4 separate regions of the Homo sapiens genome follow, and regions 2, 3 and 4 are each linked to region 1. Evidence: chromatin contacts called from ENCODE Hi-C data. All regions are on one chromosome and are shown on one strand. Each heading gives the region's core, a stretch centred on a gene start or an enhancer-like site at or near the end of the contact. The rest is flanking DNA. Distances are from core to core; before and after follow the strand shown. Region 1 holds the start of PHF14 (PHD finger protein 14). Region 2 holds the start of MIOS (meiosis regulator for oocyte development). Region 3 holds the start of C1GALT1 (core 1 synthase, glycoprotein-N-acetylgalactosamine 3-beta-galactosyltransferase 1). Region 4 holds the start of GLCCI1-DT (GLCCI1 divergent transcript).

What was found. Hi-C counts contacts between places; a loop is a spot of excess contacts on that map. Pooled maps may share reads with other maps.
Region 2: a loop to region 1 is called in a pooled map, with 12 times the contacts of the local background. The contact joins the promoter of MIOS here to the promoter of PHF14 in region 1. A Hi-C loop is called at or near these places in 7 of 50 pooled maps.
Region 3: a loop to region 1 is called in a map of CD8-positive, alpha-beta T cell, with 4 times the contacts of the local background. The contact joins the promoter of C1GALT1 here to the promoter of PHF14 in region 1. A Hi-C loop is called at or near these places in 2 of 168 maps with a recorded cell type or tissue (CD8-positive, alpha-beta T cell and naive thymus-derived CD4-positive, alpha-beta T cell) and 12 of 50 pooled maps.
Region 4: a map of CD4-positive, alpha-beta T cell shows a loop between it and region 1 (8-fold over the local background). The contact joins the promoter of GLCCI1-DT here to the promoter of PHF14 in region 1. A Hi-C loop is called at or near these places in 1 of 168 maps with a recorded cell type or tissue (CD4-positive, alpha-beta T cell), 1 of 37 single-sample maps with no recorded cell type and 9 of 50 pooled maps.

The regions. Positions count from the first base shown.
Region 1 is chr7:10,972,382-10,975,263 of GRCh38, reverse strand. PHF14 (PHD finger protein 14) reads right to left here and starts at 1,392. Exons shown (of 18, transcript NM_001007157.2): 1 at 940-1,392; 2 at 319-429. The coding sequence starts at 940. RefSeq lists silencers at 548-597, 1,578-1,637, 2,148-2,197 and an enhancer at 1,328-1,622.
Region 2 is chr7:7,565,439-7,568,138 of GRCh38, reverse strand. MIOS (meiosis regulator for oocyte development) reads right to left here and starts at 1,255. Exons shown (of 13, transcript NM_019005.4): 1 at 1,067-1,255; 2 at 451-532; 3 at 16-113. MIOS-DT (MIOS divergent transcript) reads left to right here and starts at 2,074. Exons shown (of 5, transcript NR_110084.1): 1 at 2,074-2,225. RefSeq lists an enhancer at 465-534 and a silencer at 785-1,434.
Region 3 is chr7:7,181,084-7,183,804 of GRCh38, reverse strand. It overlaps C1GALT1 (core 1 synthase, glycoprotein-N-acetylgalactosamine 3-beta-galactosyltransferase 1), which reads right to left and starts at 1,261. Exons shown (of 4, transcript NM_020156.5): 1 at 985-1,261. RefSeq lists silencers at 472-691, 912-1,521.
Region 4 is chr7:7,967,493-7,970,325 of GRCh38, reverse strand. GLCCI1-DT (GLCCI1 divergent transcript) reads left to right here and starts at 1,574. Exons shown (of 5, transcript NR_110018.1): 1 at 1,574-1,782. GLCCI1 (glucocorticoid induced 1) reads right to left here and starts at 1,530. Exons shown (of 8, transcript NM_138426.4): 1 at 519-1,530. The coding sequence starts at 975. RefSeq lists an enhancer at 68-157 and silencers at 638-717, 808-867, 948-1,347, 1,558-1,707.

The DNA.
Region 1 (2,882 bases), core at 143-2,642:
TCTACTTCGGGATATCTTTCAGTTTTTTCCTCTATAATATAAGCATAAATATATTTTAAGGTGTAAAACAGAGAAATCCTTTTGCATCTTTGGAAAAAGTCCTTCCCCTGACTGCTAATTATCTCTGAGGAAAACAGAAGCAATTATAGGTCTAGTGACAGGATCTAAAGGCAAAATGGGAAATCAAATGGACAAAATAAATGAAGTTTACGTGCTTTCACTTAAAATTGGCATTTTAATCAAAACCGATTTAAAAAGTCTAAAAATAAGCCTAACTCCAGAAAGCTGGGAAAGGGGAAGAGAGAAGGAAATATTTACCTGAGGCATCTCCAACTTTAAAATCACTGTCATCTGAACTATCATAATCAAGAGCTTCCAGCAGAGAAGCTGCCAAAGGCTTCACCTGCCTCCTCTTGGAGCTGCGATCCACTGTGAAGAGAAAAAAATTACATTGTCATTCATAATCACACCAAACACAGGGGAGAGTTGTGGTGCTAAGAGAACATAAAGATGACCTCGCACAAGGAATTTTTGTCTAACTGAGTTCTCAGCAAAAGGGGTCAGGAGAAGGTTGGGGTGCAGAAGCAGGGTGGGGAGGGCTGGACAGCTCCACGGGCAGTTTCAAAGGCAGCTCCAGCCCTGATGCTGCCAACGCCAACTCAGACCAGCTAAAATCGAAGCTGACCCTCTTGCTCATCTTTTCGAGATGTTTCTGCACCTTCCTCGTAATCCCCCACTTAGACATCGTAACAGTCAATAAAAACGGCAAAAATCAGGGAATAAAACAAGCGGGCTTCATTCCCGCGGACCATGGAGGGCGAGGGTCCACCAATCCTGCTTTCCCGCAGGACTCTCCCACCCCTGCCCTGCTCCCACCGGCCCTGACTTCTAGAATGGCTGAAATGGACCTCTCGCCGCAGAGGCCTCGGATACACTTACTAAGGAATCCGTGAGGTGGTCGTTTGGAGAAGACTTAGGGAGAGGCTGCAGGAGCCCAGGCAGCGCCGAGGTCGGGGACTGGGGCCGCGAAGACAAGTCCGAAAGATGCTATTTAAAACCGGCGCGCAGCCAGCCGGACAGGGGCGCTCCCAAGAGTAGCCCCGCGGTCCCCTAACCCCCCGCCCCCCCGGCCTCGCCTGGCCCTGGCCGCTCGAGCCCCTTCCCACAGCGCTCCCTGGCCGGAGAAGACCTCCGGCCCAGGCAGCGCAGTCAACCCGGCGGCCCCGGGGAGTTAATTTCTCCCGTTAAAACTAGAAGAAAAAAAATTAAAGAAAGAAAAACTTTATTAGCCTGGACCAGAAGCAACGAAAGACCAGAAATTGCACAGCGCGAGGGCGGCTGCCTCAGACAATAGGGAAAGCAGCGACCCGGATACAGCTCTGAAAAGGAAGTGAAAACACGAGGCTGAGCGCAGCCCTGAGAGCAGCAGGAATTGAGGGCGCATGCGCAGGACTCGCCCCCGCGCACCCTTCCCGAGCAGGAGCCGAACAGAGCCGAGTGAAAGCCCAGGGAGCCGCGCGGAGGCGAGCGGAGCCGAGTAGTGCCAAGGCGGAGCAGAGATCCCCGCCAAACCCTGTGCAATTCCGCCCATAAACCCCAAAGGCTCCGCCCTCTCCGCGCCTAATTCACCTCCTGAGTCCAAATCCCTGGGAGGCCAGTTTTTGTTTCTGATCTGTTTTTTAAGGATTTACTGAGTAAACGTTCCACAAAGGGATGTTTGCTACCTTAAGCCACTACCAATATTTAAATGATATTGTCACCGGTAGAGGATCGTGACTGCAAGTTGTCCAGGTTCTTGGCGTTTTTAACAAAGAATTGGACAAAACGCCCAGCAAAGCAAAGAAAGAATGAAGCAACAAAACAACAAAAGCAGGGACTTATTGAAAATTAAAGCACGCTCTGTACGGAAGCGACCTGAGCAGCGGCTCAAGGGCCCGGATACAGAATCTTGAGTCCAAATACCCTCTAGAAGCTTCCTATTGGCCACCTAATGCTCACCTCATGTAAATGAAGTAACGCGCAATCAGTCTGATTGGTTGCAGAAAGCAGCCAACCAGAGGCTGAAGTGAAGTTACAAAGGTCATGCTCCTGTGCAAACATTGGTGCAAAAAGCAATCAATCAGAGGCTAGGGTGAAGTTACAAAGTGGTATACCTCTATGCAAAGGAAGATTTCCCCTGCAATCAGTTTGATTTCTTGCAGATGGTGAAGTTACAAAGTGATACTTCTATGCAAAGGAAGACTCTCCTGCAATCAGTCTGATTTGCTGCCCACAGCCAATTTCCCATCTGCCCTGCAGAAAAAGTGGGGGTTTGCAAAGGGAGTAGCCTCTGGTCCTTTTGTTACTTAGGCATGGAAAGTTAGGGGTTTCCTTTCAATTTAGTTCTTAGGAAGTCGGAGTGACACATCCTTAGGTTCCCTGCCTCCACACCCTATTCTCCTGCCTCACTCTCACCCAAACTATCATTGCCATGTGACCTCTCAAACTTTTCTATTGTGCTATAGAAACTTCTATTCCAAAATGTATAACCTACTTAGTAAACATTTTTCCTTTTCAATGCCCATTCTTTTTACCTCCTCATCTGAAATAGAAACAGTTACCCTGCAGCCCTCTCAAATGAAAACCACTCATCCTTCCATACTTCATTTTCTCAAGGTGCAGAAGTGGCATCCCATGCTTAATACTCCTCATTGCCTTTCAGATATTTATTCTTCCAGTTAAAATCCTAGGAACTTGGTTATTTTAAAAACTCCACTCTGGGAATTTCACTTCCATTCTACTTTAAACACCAACCATATCATGGACTGATAGTCTTATCTATGAAATTATAAATCCAAATATTCCACTGTTTGACAATAGCCTTTTAGATTTATTTGGAGCAA
Region 2 (2,700 bases), core at 6-2,505, 3.4 Mb after region 1:
TATTTATATCCTCACCTTTCAAGTTTAACAAGTCTCACTTCCCATCAGTGATTTCTCAGCAAAGGAAAGCCATGCTGATTCTGTGTTCATTCACCAGAATATTTGCAACAGCACTGTCCAAAAGAAATACAGTGTGAGCCATATGATTTAAAAATTTCTAGTAGCCACATTTAAAAAGTAAAATTAGGTGGAATGAAATTTAAAAACACATTTTATTTAGCCAACATATCAACAGCATTATCCTTTCAATATGTAATCAATGCAAAAATTATTGAGGATTTTTACGTTTTTTTGGCACCAACTCTGGGAAATCCGATGTGTATTTTACACTTATAGCACATCTCAATCCCATGTGGCTACTGGACAGTGAAGTCCAACACATTAAAATACTACTCAGTGTACAAAGGATCCAACCACATGCTTTTTGATGTTGTCTTTTACTTTTCTTACCGTGGCAAATTACGAGAGCGGTTTCAAGAAATTTCCACCATCAGCATCTTCGAGGAGATGCACTGCACATATCCAAATTTCCCTTAAAATATACAAAAGGCCTGCAGTCATTTGCTAACCTATTCAGCAAAGTCCACAACATGTGTGAGGTTTCATTCATCCTCTTAATTTTCATTACTCATATGAGAAGAGAACAGAGCTCACCGGGAGACAGGCCGTTTAAGAAGTATAGTATTTAAGAGGGTACAACGGGAACAGGGCACGTTGCTATTCTAGGTAAAGCAGGAATCTGAGTCCGACTCTCCCGCTCCAGGCACCTGGCTGAGCCTCCCGGGAAAGGCTGGGACGCCGCTCCCCACAAGCCCGCCGCGGCGAAGGCTGTAGCGTGTTCCCTGCGCCCCGAGGAGGTCTCCGCAGGTCCCACGGCCGCCCGCAGCCCCCGGTGGCTCCCGCTGAGGCCCGGCCAGGCGGCCGGCCGCCCGGCGCGATTACCCTACAGCGCGGAACGCGCTCCCCGCCGAGACGCCCGGGCCTTTCAACTAGGCTATCTCCGGCCCCTCGCTGCGGCCGCGGCGCTCCCGAGAGTCGAGACGCGAACCGGGTCGCGCTCACTGACCTGAGGTGGCAGCGCGGCCGCCGCACAGCCGCTTCCGGCCGGGACACCGCCCCGCCCGCCGCAGGAGCCCGGACGCGGGCAAGATGGCGGCCGCGGCCGTGCGGCCCGTGACCTGGACCACTGGGCTGGGACCCACGACCCCACCACCACGCCTGGAGGACGCGCAGCGGCGCCTCGGCCTTGGAAGGGGAGTTTCCCAGCGCGAGCCCCGCCCTTCCCCGCCCGGGAGGCGCCTCGGGGCGGGGTCACTGGCCGGGAGGCCCCGCCTTCCGCCCGAAAGCGCCGGTGCACCCCGCAGGCCCTGCCCGTGGGTCCACAGGCCGGATCCCCGGGTTCCTAGGCTGGGACTGCTTCTCAGAACCACTCTGTCGTTTTTAAGCAGGGTCACACACTCTAGCTCACTGGGTCCATTTTAATTTCTATTAAACATTTTTTTTTTTTTGCAAATGATGTAGTAGGAGATCCAAGGTGTTTGGTTAATGATTTATTCACTCATTAGTCATTCCACAAACTTGTCTTGAGCACCTGTTATGTACCCAGCACTGTGCTGGAATGCTGAGGAGACAGGAGTGAAGTAAAAAGACATGGTTCCGGCAGGAAACAGGCAAGGAGAGCCTTGACTTGGTAGGGCTAACACAGTGCTACACAGGAGGGACGCCCGCTCGGTGTCGGGGGTCAGCAAAGCTTCCTTAAGGACCACTAGGTTGAGACAAGAAGGATGAGTATGGGATTAGCCAGGAAAGGGAAAAGGGCAGTGGGAACTGGAAGAGAAGAGCCTTCTAGGACTGGGAAAGAGCAAGTGCCGGGTCAGGAGAGAGGACATAGCAGTGAGGAGGCAGTAGGTATGGATGAATGAGCAGAGGAAGTGGGGAGAGATTAAGGTGCTTTCAGAAACGGGTTGGAAACCAGTTTAGTGAGTTTGGATGGCATTTACCTAAAGGCAATGTTAGAGTCATCGAAAGTTTTTAATCAGGCAAGTGGTATGATCAGTTTTTTGTTTTGTTTTGTTTTTTTTGAGACGGAGTCTGGCTATATCGCCAGGCTGGAATGCAATGGCGCGATCTCTCCTCACTGCAACCTCCGCCTCCCGGGTTCAAGCGATTCTCCTGCCTCAGCACCTCGAGTAGCTGGGACTACAGGCGCGCGCCACCACGCCCAGGTAATTTTTTGTATTTTTAGGAGAGATGGGGTTTCACCATGTTGGCGAGGGTGGTCTCATTTCTTGACCTCGTGATGCGCCCACCTCGGTCTCCCAAAGTGCTGGGATTACAGGCATGAGCCACTGTGCCCGGCCAGTATGATCAGTTTTTGCGCAGAGAGCTGGAGGGATAGAGTATCAGAATGAGGGATGATAGAAACGCAGGTTACCAGTGGCACGGAGAGTGGGCATGGAGAGAAGTGGGGGCCCTGGGGAATACTTAGAAGGCGGGATGAACAGAGCTTGGTGACTGACCAAGTGAATGACGGTGAAAGAGGATTCCAAGTTTTTTGTTCCCAAAACTGAGTGAATGGTGCTGCCTCAGGTGTCACGAGTCTGACCTCGAGGCAGTCTTCAGATGTCTGACAGTCTTTGCTTGTCTGTTCATGATTAAAAGTGGGTGGTCTTGGGCTTGTGGTGGTGATGGCTGTAAACA
Region 3 (2,721 bases), core at 12-2,511, 3.8 Mb after region 1:
GTTAAAAGGAAATACAGTAGTATGTACAATGGATATAGAGAACTAGGTTAGAAATCTTGAGAATTTTTCCAGGATGTGTGGGTTTTTTGTTGCTGATACTGTTGTTTGCTTTAAATGCGGGGTGGTGGGGGGTGGGGAGACGGTAAGGACCAGGAAAGAATAAATCCACAGCGCTAAATTATGGTCATCTTTTAAGAGTGTACGACTTACCCAAATTCAAAGCAAATGGACAACTTGTCAACACCTACTAATTCCATCACAATTTGTTGGGGAAAAATGGGGTGCAGAAGCAAAAAAAAAAAATTTAATGCCTTTCTTCCTCCTCCATGCCCCGAATGCCCCAACACACACGTATCTGCTTCACTCTGCGGCAGGGAAACTTAAAGAAATAAATCAGCTACAGACAAACCTGATGATCCAAGCTAGACCCAAGCAAGCTCCAGGCACCTCTGGAAGGAGCCCGCTCGCTGGGCGCTCAGGCGGCGCGGCAGCCGAGTGGCTCCCCGGCGAAGGTGCCCAACACCTGGGCGCCCAGTCCGGCGGGACCCACAGGTCTGCGGCGGGGCGGGGAGGGCCCGGGAGGAGGGACTGGGAGGGCCCGGCGGGGCAGGACCGCTAAGTGGTCCGGTCCGGGCGCACTGCGCGCCCCGCCGCGCCGCCAGGCAGCGCGCGAGCAGAAGAGGGGCGCGAGCGGGCACAAGGGAAGGACCCACGACGAAGAGGAGGGTACATGTCCACAAAATTGAGGCCGGGTACGCAGCCGAACGCTGTGGCAGATCGCTAAGGCTCCGGGAGCGGGAAGTCCTCGCGCCTTCCTCAGGAGCCCGGACGACCCCAGCCCGGCTTTGACCCCGAGACACCTGTTCCGCCGCGCCCGGGGTTTGGTTCCATCCTCCACGCTTCCCCACCAACCCGGAGAGGGGGGAGGGCGAGGGGAGACGAGACCTTGGACCCGTAGCCTGAGGGCGCCTCCGCCGGCCATACCTGACATCAGCTGCGGCTCCCTCTCGCCCCTCCTGGGGGGCGGAGAGGGGGACGACTTGGGACTGGTGACCTTTGCTTCTCTGGGCAGCCGCAGAAGTGGCTCGTGGCCGCTAGCCGAGGCCGCCCGCTGCCGCCCAGATTATTCCCCGGCAGCGGCAGCACAGCGGCGGCGGCCAAGGCGGGCCCAGCGCGCGCTCCCGCCCGCTCGCTCCGCCCCTCCCCGCAGCGCGTCCAGGCCGTGGCCCGCCTATGGCGCAGCCGCCACCCGAAGTCTCCTGGCGCTGACGTCTCCGCCGCCGCACCAGCCCCAGGGAAGGGCGGAGCGGGAGGGGCGGTGGGCGGGGATACGGCGACGTGAGGAAGCGGGGATTGGCTGCCGGGTGCACGCTCCGCCCTAATGCGAAGGGGTCTGGGAAGTCGGATCTTGCACGAGCAGTAGATTTTGTTGTATCCCCCTTGCGGCTTGTGTCTGCTACTCTCCGCATTTCTGATCCTGCTGTAAGGTTATGCACTAGCTTCAAGACCTTGAGCGGGACGAAAGCAGGGTAACAATAGGGAGCGAGAAAGGGGATGCTTGAAGGACCTTTGTCTGAGGTACAGGCTCTAACCCTGCAGGACTCTTGTGGCCTGTAGCCTGCTCTTAACCCGTTCATTTGTTTTTCTGTTCTCTCCCCGTGCTCTCTTTACTCAGTATCTCTCTGGGCTTAATAAAAGGAAGTAATAAGATGAAGTATGCATACGGGTGCTGGGTCATCATGTGAGAACCAGGAAGAGCTGAGAACCGAGATAATGATACCAGAAAGCTTTCTATAGGCACATTTCGTCTTTGGTTCTGTCAGCACTTCGGTTCTGTGGGGCAATGGCCGGAAGAGCTTCTTAGGGGCGTAACAAAACCTATCTCCCCTTTCGCTGGGCTCTGAATAAGGAAGTTGTCTTTGGAATAGGGGGAGGAGGCTGCCACCTGTTGAGGCAACCCCACAATAGTCATGAGGTGAGGGTAAGGTTTAGTCTTTACTGGCGTTAACCATTATCTACAAGACCACGTTCCAGAATAGGAAAGCTACCCTGCTTCCTTTAAATGCCCTATCCAAGCGGTTCTTTAGTACTCTACAGCATGGTTGTTAAAGAGTATGGGCTCTGAAATCAGACTGCCCGGGCTGGCATCTTGGTCCCTCCACCTATTGGCAAGTTACTTAGAATGCCTGAGACAAATAATAATATACATTAGTTATTGTTATTTTTCCTTTAATTTGCTTAGGTTCAGCTGTAGTGTAGTTTCTCAGGACATTGCATCAATATATCCAAAAGAATTGTGAAACATAAAGCACATGTAGTGATTCTAATACAGATGTCTCATTTTTCAGATGACAAAACTAAGGCCAGAAAGATAAACTGATAGGTCCATGTTAGAAGAGAAGTGCAGCTATCCTGATGTCCAGGTTATTGCTCTTTCCTTGGCTCATGGGTCCAGACTTCTCTGCCTTACATGATTACGTCCATTCTCTACTCCTCCCCAACTTGTATACAGTTGTTGCTCAGCCTCCTCCCCCTCCACCTTTCCGCAATATCCTTCCACCTTTCCGCAATATCCTTCCACCTTTCCGCAACATCCTTCCACCTTTCCGCAATGTCTTGCCATCCATTGTGAAACATGGAAGGAGAACTCTTTCAGGGGTCAGTGTTCCAAATAGAAACCAAAACTCACAACTCCTTATCTCGTTTTAATTTTATTAAAAG
Region 4 (2,833 bases), core at 325-2,824, 3.0 Mb after region 1:
AAACTGTCCCCTCTAGCAGATATCATTACATCCAGCCGATATCCTTACATCGAAACTAATGCCACCAACCCTCTAAAAAATAAAATACTATCCCGGTAGTTACAGGCACGTTAGGAACTTTGCAGAAAAGCACAAAGAGACGGTAGAGATTACAACCGCCACCTTATCCGCTGCTGAAGAGTTTGTGTGCGTGTTAAGTGTTTCGCCCAGCTTCTCCTTCCCCGGCTACAAACGGCAAACACACGAATGAGCTAGCCAGCTCTTAAACTGAAAAACCTCTCGAAGCAGGCGAGTGATGGAAGAGAGACTCTGAGGGGCGGCATGAGGGTCAAATAAAAGTCGCTTTTCAGTTCGCTCCTCCAAGCCCCACAGCGACCGCAGGGGGGTGAGATTCCCAAAGCCACTTTCACACCTTCGATAATGCACTAGCAAAGAGAAGCCCGAAGAGGCTGAAGTTTCCACGGAGGGCACCGTCGGGGAGACGCAGCCCGGGAGGACGGGAGGGTTGGGCTCGCTACCTCTGCACACGGGCGAGCCGGGGCTCCGTCTCTCAGGTGAGCTGCTCCTCCGGTGGCTCTCTGGGGACCGTCTCGGGCGGCCCTTGGCCCGCGGCGCCTGCTCGGCCGGGGCTGCGGCCGCCGGCGGCGTCGGGCTGGACGGGCTGGGGCCGCGGGCCGCGCCGGGCCCCGGGAGGCTGCCCAGCGAGGCGGCGGCAGCGGCGACGGGCGGACGCGTGGGACTGTGCTGGCTGCCCCGCAAGAGCTGGTAGGGCACCGTGGCGCGGATGGGCTGCAGCAGCCGGCCGGCTCCCGCAGCCGGGGCGCAGCCCACGCCGCCGCCGCCGCCCGCACCGTTCCCGCTCCCGGCGGCGGCGACGGCGGGCGGGGACCCCGCGGCGCTGCGCCTCATCCTCTGCGACGGGGGATGAGGGGTCTGAGAGGAACTGGAGGAGGAGGAGGAGGAGGCAGTGGACATGGTGGCTCTGCGGGCCCTGGACGCCGCCGGCCGACACGGAGGCGCGGGGCGGGAGGCGCGCGAGCGTGTGGGAGCCGGCGCGATAGTGCGTGCGAGTGTGTAAGGGGGAGGGGCGGGGGTATCGCTGTGGGGGAGGAGTCTCGGGGCTCCCCCTCCCCAACGCACACCCCCGCCGCCTCGGCGAGGGGGGAGGGGAAGGCTGCGAAAACAAACGTCCAACGGCCGCAACCGCCCGGCTGGGCTCGGTGTGGCGGTCACGGCCGGGGCCGCAAGGAGCCCGGAGCCGCCGCCGCCACCGCTCCAGGCATCGTGCTGACAGGGCAACGGCCCGGATCACGCAGCCCCGAGGGCCGCTCGCAGCCTTCTCCTCAGCCCTCGCAGGGCTGCACGCACGGGAGAACCCGGCAGCTGCAAGGAGGGCCGGGACCCCTGCTTCTGGGGACCAGGGTAGAGAGAAAGGGCCTCGAGGTGCTGGCGCTCCTCGGAGTCCGCGCCACCGCAAACGCCGCCGCCGCCGCCGCCGCTTCTACCCACTCCTCACTCCGAATGGCAACTAATTCGCCCCAGCCGCACCCCGCCCCCGGCACCGCCTCCCAGCGCCCAGGACCCGGCAGCTGCCGCAGCGAGCATTTCCATTGGCTTAGGCGCTCCCCACTAGAACTCGAGTGATTGGTTCTGGAATAGGAGTGAGAGAAGCAGTGTCCAATGACAATGGTGCCTCCTACTTTGAAGGCGGGGCGTGAGGGGTGGCAGCGTGAGGTGGGGGCTGTGCGCGCAGGGAGGAGCGTAAAAGTTGACAGCCTTGAGGTAAGTGCGAGACTAGGAAAGTGGGACTGTGTGTGTCCTGCGCGTGTCCCGACACCCCCAGACACGCAAACGCCCCGCTAGGCAGGTTGCAGGGGCTCCACCCTCCTGGGCCGTCTGTATGACTTGAGACACAGGACACATGAGGCAAACTTTAATTTGCAAGTACACCTGCATCCGGTGGGATGTTTTAGTTAGAACCAGAAGACTGGATCTCTTTTAGTAAGCTGAGTTTTCGTGACCAGTAGCCTTATTAATCAAAAGAACTTCTGGTGATCAGGAGAAATGTCTGGAACCTGCACTGAACAAAGTAAAATACTCTTACAGCCTAACATTTGTAGTTATGCAGTGAAAAGAGATTATCAAGTTCTATGTTCCAAGACAATAACACTGAATAGCAGGGGTCAACAAGGAATTTTATGTCATTACACCATCAGTTAGATATATTAATGAAGGGCGCCCCTGGCTTTTCCGAAGCAGATAGCTTCTTGGGAGGAATAAATACCAGATGTAATGTAATAATCCATTGTGGTAAATTTGTTTTTTATTCTGTAATGAAACTGAAAGCGTACAAAGATTTTGGATGACTATCAAAAACATAAATTTACCCCACAGTAAACCAAGGTTTTAAACCTTAATCGGGAGCAATTAATGTAAGGATCTTCATCAGATAACTTTCATTAATTTTCAAGAGGTTAAAAGAGAAGCACAATGTCAAATTGGTCTGCTCGTGGTGTCTGCCCACACTGACAAGCTTCCTCTGATTTCAGGCACTATATGCAGGGGTCACTTTCACGTACAGGAGCCATCCTTCTTTTCTTCCTTGTGTGTTCAGACGAGAAAGCATACTAGGTTCAGTAAAAAAATTGATGAAACTCAATAAAAATACAAAAATTTCATGCAGTACTTCATCCAAGTAAAACTAGTGATAGTTCCTCAGTTTACCACATATTATAATAAGAGCTAACATTTATTCACCATGTGCCAGCCGCTATTCTAAGAACATTATGTGTGTTAATTCATTCAGTCCTCATATAATCCACAAGGTAGATAC